Linked DNA regions of Homo sapiens: region 2 is linked to region 1. A link is an interaction called in ENCODE POLR2A ChIA-PET data of the cell type or tissue named here. Cell type or tissue: OCI-LY7. All regions are shown on one strand. Each heading gives the region's core, and the rest is flanking DNA. Links, peaks and the distances in the headings are about the cores only. Region 1 overlaps SPAAR (small regulatory polypeptide of amino acid response). Region 2 has its middle 34 kb from the start of RECK.

Region 1 (2,910 bases), core at 165-2,664:
GGTCATGGACAGGGCAGGGATTCCCGGGGAAGCACCTGATACTCTATCTAAACTGCATGATCCCAGCGCCATGCAGAAAAGGACGCCAAATGCAACCTGCCCCTGCCTCCAGCCCCCACTAAAGGCCCTGGCACCTGGGGTGACCCGTGAGTGTCCCCTGCCTTGCCCAGAGCTGGCGCATGCCTTCCTCCCTCCTCATGTCCCTGCCCCCAGCACAGGGCCAGGGGCTGGGGAGGCAGCAGATAGGCCAATTGAAGGACTGGCCCAAGGTCCCTCCTGGGGAGGAGCCGGGCTCCTCCTGCATCCATAGTAGGGGGAGTATTTTGTCTTTGGTCTGGGCGTAACTTGCTCTTGAAATCTGTAGGCGTCACCGGAGGGCCAGCGCTGGCTAGGCTGTCTCTGTGCAACGTCTTCTGACCCCTCCTCTCCACCTTCTCTGTGTCCAGGGAATCTGTGCTCACGTCTTCCAGGACAGTGCTTCTTCTAGAAGCTGACATGGAGCTGACCACAGCTCTTGGAGGCATGGCCTGAGGCTTAGAAAATAGACAGAGATCATCTGAGATTTCAGCAGTGGGGCCACGTGGCAGCGCCCGAAGGCCTGGAGCAGGAGCGACCCAGGGACTCAGAGCAGCATCTTCTTAGGAGACGGAAGGAGAGCCGCCGGAGGAGCACGGGGCACCTGCGATCGCGAAGAGCCTCCTGTTCTGGATGGGAGCGAAGGCTCCGAGAGGACCTAAGGTTGCTCAGTGGGCCATGGAAACGGCAGTGATTGGGGTGGTGGTGGTGCTGTTCGTGGTGACTGTGGCCATCACCTGCGTCCTCTGCTGCTTCAGCTGTGACTCAAGGGCCCAGGATCCTCAGGGGGGTCCTGGCCGCAGCTTCACGGTGGCCACGTTTCGCCAGGAAGCTTCTCTCTTCACGGGGCCTGTTCGCCATGCCCAGCCAGTGCCAAGTGCCCAGGACTTCTGGACCTTCATGTGACGCCCGAGTCCCCAGGATTTGCTGTGCTGATGGGTCAGACTCACCCGCTCCTCAGCAAGCCTTCCCTGGCCTTCCCCTCCTCCCAGGGCCTTCTCCCTGTCCTTCCCCTCCAGTAACCTGTGAACTTCCCGTCTCCTCCCATTCCAGCCTTCTGTGCCCTCCAGCCTCAGGGATCCTTGTTATTGGGACAGCCCAGCTGGGGTTGACCCACAGGATGGGGCTTAGGAGAGCTCTGAGGAGTGAGTGAACAGACAGCGCCGGAGTGCACGGTGGGCCGGCTCTGCTGATCTACACCAGGAACTGAAATATCACTGGAATTTATTGTAAACGGTGTGCCTATGATGCTGGTTCTGTTGCCACCTGGGCACGCAGCACCCTCAAGTGGACATTTCTAGAAACCGCTTCTTACTTGCTCCTAATTGATTACTTTTGCACATTGCACAGAACCCAACCTCGAGGCCTGCTCCCTGCCAGTTGCCTGAAATCAGCCCTGAAATTCTGAAACCAAAGAGCTGCTTCCTGAGAACAAGTTATTTACCTTAGAATTGAAAATGTATATCCTTTTATGGGCCTTTCCAAATCTGATTAGAAAAACCACAAAAGGAAACAGAAGAGAAAATAAGAGCCACAGAAAGTACAATATGTTTTATTAACAGGAAAGCCAGAAATAAGATATTTTAAACATATTTTTAATGAGACTTTATTGCTATATTCCAACAGGTCACTCCTATTCTTAGAGAATGTGAATGACTTGTGTCACTTCGGAGTGACAGAAAAATCAGGAACTGAAAGATAATTCCAGACAAGTTAAAATGTTATGTTACATTCAAAGCTCTTGTTTTCATCACAAATAAGGGGATATTCAGTTTTTATTAACAGAAAACCCATTCTCCCATGGCCATGGAATAAATGCCATGCTATATTTAAGGAGTTTGGTTTGAAGGGTGCAAAATTGTGAGCCTCCTGGCTCTTATGTCTGTATCCAGCCCTGAATAGATGGCTCTCCCAGGACCTGTTTGTTGAGGGGGGCAGGACTGAGCTTTAGGGGGGCTCTGGCCTCTAAGGGTGTCCAGACAGGCTGCCCTTGCCATGTGGCTGCCATGGGAAGGGCTTTCAGAGTGGCTTGGAGCTGGAGAGGTGCACGCGGGGAGGGGGAAGTGGTGGGGAGAGTGAGGCTGACGGAGAGGGATGGGGAGGAGCATGGTGGGCGAGGCTCAGCCCAGGTCCAGGAGCTCCTGGGACCATGTCCTGGACACTCCTGACACCAGCCCTCGACGCAGGGCCTTCAGAGATGCACAGAGAAGGGAACGGCACATGTGGGGAGGCCCTGGAGACGGAGGGAAGAGAACTTTTGAGGGCTGTGTTCTCTAAAAGCGAACAGTGAGACAAAGTTCGGGTGCAAGATATTTGTCAGGGATCAACACCTACAAAGGGGAGAAGGAAGAAGCAGGATTGGGCAGAGGAAGAAGTCAAACCGTGATGCAGGTCCTTCATATCCCCACCTTTGCTCCGTCTCTGAGTCCCTCTCCCCTCTCCCAGGGTCTGACCTCAGCCAGGGCAGCTCTCTGCAGCTGAGGCAGGTCTTGAAGCCCTTCCTATTTTATTATTTTTATTTTATTTTATTTTATTTTATTTTATTTTAGGAGATGGGATCTCACTCTGCCACCTGGGCCAGAGTGCAGTCGTGTGATCATAGGTCACTGCAGCCTCAAATTCCAGGGCTCAGTCAATCCTCCCACCTCCGCCTCCTGAGTGGCTGGGACTATAGGTGCATGCCACCGTGCCTAGCTAATTAAAAAATCCTTTTCTTGTAGAGATGGGATTTCACTATGTTTCCAAACCTGGTCTTGAACTCTCCTGGCCTCAAGTGATCCTCCCACCTTGGCCTCCCAAAATGTTGGGATTACAGGTGTGAGCCATTGCATTTGG
Region 2 (2,910 bases), core at 251-2,750, 92 kb after region 1:
ATTGGATTGTTTGTAACACAAAGGATAAATGCTTGAGGTGATGGATACCCCATTTACCCTGATGTGATTATTACACGTTGCATGCCTGTATTTAAATATCCCATATACTCCATAAATATATATAGCTACTATGTACCCAGGAAAATTTAAAAAATTAAAAATTACACACACACACACACACACACACACACACACACACACACCAGCCATGAGCAGATCATCTTTGGATCTGGAAGATGAATACCTATTATTCTTTCTACAAGATTAAATTTTCCCATAAAATAAAAGAAAAAACCTTCTCCAATACCTAGCCTAAATATTGCAGGCTTTATTTCTGTTTCATGTAGGTCTGGTCTTCTTTCTGCATTTGCTTTATCCTTTCTCTCTGCAGACCAGCTTTCTCTTCCTTGCTAGACACAGGGCCACATTTGTGCCCCCTTTACGTGGTCTATGAGTTCAAGAGCTTTGTGCCAACTATGAGGTGTCTCTACGTCCAAATTCCAAATTCCTTGGACAGAAAATATGGTTTGCCCAGTTTGGGTCAACTCGCCAATTATCTATAGCCAAAGGAGAGAGCATGACTGTCCTTTCAGCAGGGGCTAAGGGAAGACACATTCTGCTTCAGGCAGAACATTTCAGCTAATGTGCCACAGGGTACAGATGTACCAAGCTCAGAGTCCTCCTGGGATTACTAAGCAGAACCTGTAGTGACCTAAGCCCCCAGGTGAATTGCCTTCAGCCATGAAAAGACTCATCCACTCACCCCAGGGTGCCTACACATCCCATGGTTTTCTACGTGCTCCATGGCAAGACACAGGTTGGGAAGCACTGTGCTAGGGAGGTGGGCAGGGTCATGAAGTTCTGTCCCATGGTGTCTTCAGTGCCTCCTTTCAAGAGTAGAATCTTGGCTTTACATTTTTGTAACAGAAAGGTACCCGAGGGTGTTTTTCCCGAAACAGAGGAACCATCTGCTCACAAAGGTGAATTCAGACTTGAACAGTGGAGAAACAGAAAAGTCATTCCTTGTGTATCCAGCAGCATTCTGCTTCCATCCCCTCAAGACACACTCCCCCTGGGTTCTAGGTTTCAACATTTTAATTGGGTCCAATCACAGCTAAAGTGCTCTATTACATGAGTATTTCAATTTTCTGGTAGTCATTCTTCACATGTATCTTCTTTAGGGAGCATGCTCTTCTGAGATTTGTGGGTGAAAGCAACCAAGAGGCAAAGAGCTATGAGGACATCTGTTCCCCCAAACATCACTAGGCAAAGCATTTCTGAAATATCAAGTCCCTCACAGCAGCCTTTACATCCTTGTTCCTCAGGCTGTAGATGATGGGGTTGAGCATGGGGGTCACCACCCCATAGAAAAGGGAAATGAGTTTGTCTGCAAGGTCTTGCTTGTCTGCCCCCAGCGGGTCCTTAGACTTGGGCTTCCCATACATGAAGAGGATGGTCCCATAGAAGATGACCACGACTGTGAGGTGGGCAGAGCAGGTGGAGAAGGCCTTTTTCCTCCCCTCAGCTGAGGGGATCCTCAGGATGGTGGCAATGATGAAGACATAGGAGAAAGAGATGAACAGAACCGGGACCCCCAGGAAGATCACATTGGTCACTCCCATACTGATCACATTGACAGAGATATCAGCACAGGCCAACTTCAGGACAGCCAGAATCTCACAGGTGAAGTGGTTGATGATGTTGTCTCCACAGAAGGGCAGCCTCATTGCAAGGGATGTCTGCACCATGGAAGCAGTGCTTCCAGCTACCCAGGAGCCGGCAGCCTTATGGGCATGTAGGCAGCCTTGCTCATGACCACAGGGTACCTAAGGGGGTTGCAGATGGCCACGTAGCGATCAAACGCCATCATGCTCAGGAGAACACACTCTGTGGCTCCCATGGCAAAGGAGAGGAACATCTGCACTGCACAGGCTGAGAAGGAGATGGTTTTCCTGGGGGTCAAGAAGCTGTCAAGGATGAGGGGGACTGAGGATGTTGTATAGCAGATGTCCAGGAAGGAGAGGTTCCCCAGGAAGAAGTACATGGGCATGTGCAGGTGGGAGTTGGACACAGTCATCAGGATGAGGACCCCATTGCCCAGTAGGATCACCAGGTACATCAGCAGGATGAGCACAAAGAACGTTTTCTCCAGCTTTGGGTGGGCAGAGAGGCCCAGGAGAATAAACTCGGTCACAGAGGCTGTCTGATTGGCACTTACCATAGTGTATCTCCTCTGTCAACTGAAGGAAATACTTAAGAGGTCCAAACTCAACATTCTTTGCCTTGCATAGGACCAGTGCATCTGGTCTGGGGTTCCAGTCTGGCTAAGACATTAGAAAACAGTTTTGAAAGTCCACAATATTTATTTCCAAGAAAAAAGAGACAACAAAATAAAAAATTATTTTGGGGCCACAGGACACCGAATGCACAAGGTTTAAAATGATGACTATGATAATGTAACACATGTGATCAGTGACGAAAACACATAACACATTCATTTAGGGATGCTATATCCTACAAGGCAATTTATCTCGTTAAACTTTGATCAGAAAGGTGACTTAAAGTTTGCTCCATGTTCCCCCAACTTTGTGCCAAATACTAGTGACTTGATTAATTGTGAATCCTCACCTTATAACTATTTCTTCTCATTAGACAATTTTTATATAAAACAAACTCCAGTTGTTGCCCAAGATCTTTCTCATGGGCAACACCAGCCCCAGCTGGGTCTTTCAGGAAAAGAGGAGACTGGACATGGAGAGATGCAAGGGAAAGGGGAGAGGGTTCCAAGGTAACTTCATGCTCTGGAAATTTCAATATGTCTCTAATATTTGAATCTGATGTTTCATGAAGATAAATAGGAGGCTGGCCCCAGAAACCCACAGTGGCTCACAATTTCTGGAACTCTATAGT

Evidence for each region. ChIA-PET counts read pairs that join two places held together with the same protein. Peaks named below come from ENCODE experiments on the same cell type or tissue, not always from the same donor. Only the 100,000 strongest peaks of a DNase experiment are listed, where the experiment ranks them.
Region 2: POLR2A ChIA-PET joins it to region 1 with 7 read pairs; 5 of 35 experiments call an interaction of 5 or more read pairs at or near these places.

What each region holds. Positions count from the first base shown.
Region 1 is chr9:35,909,711-35,912,620 of GRCh38, forward strand. SPAAR (small regulatory polypeptide of amino acid response) reads left to right here. Exons shown (of 2, transcript NM_001348107.3): 2 at 447-1,976. The coding sequence starts at 754. The coding sequence ends at 981. Among named protein-coding and RNA genes, the nearest start is that of SPAAR, 1.7 kb to the left of the region's middle. RefSeq lists an enhancer at 452-1,332 and a silencer at 1,336-1,415. In OCI-LY7, for the core only: CTCF peaks have their summits at 1,362 (motif pointing left) and 1,567; a DNase peak (open chromatin) is centred at 1,351.
Region 2 is chr9:36,001,647-36,004,556 of GRCh38, forward strand. It overlaps the pseudogene OR13C7. Among named protein-coding and RNA genes, the nearest start is that of RECK, 34 kb to the right of the region's middle. In OCI-LY7, for the core only: no CTCF peak of the experiment used is centred there; no DNase peak of the experiment used is centred there.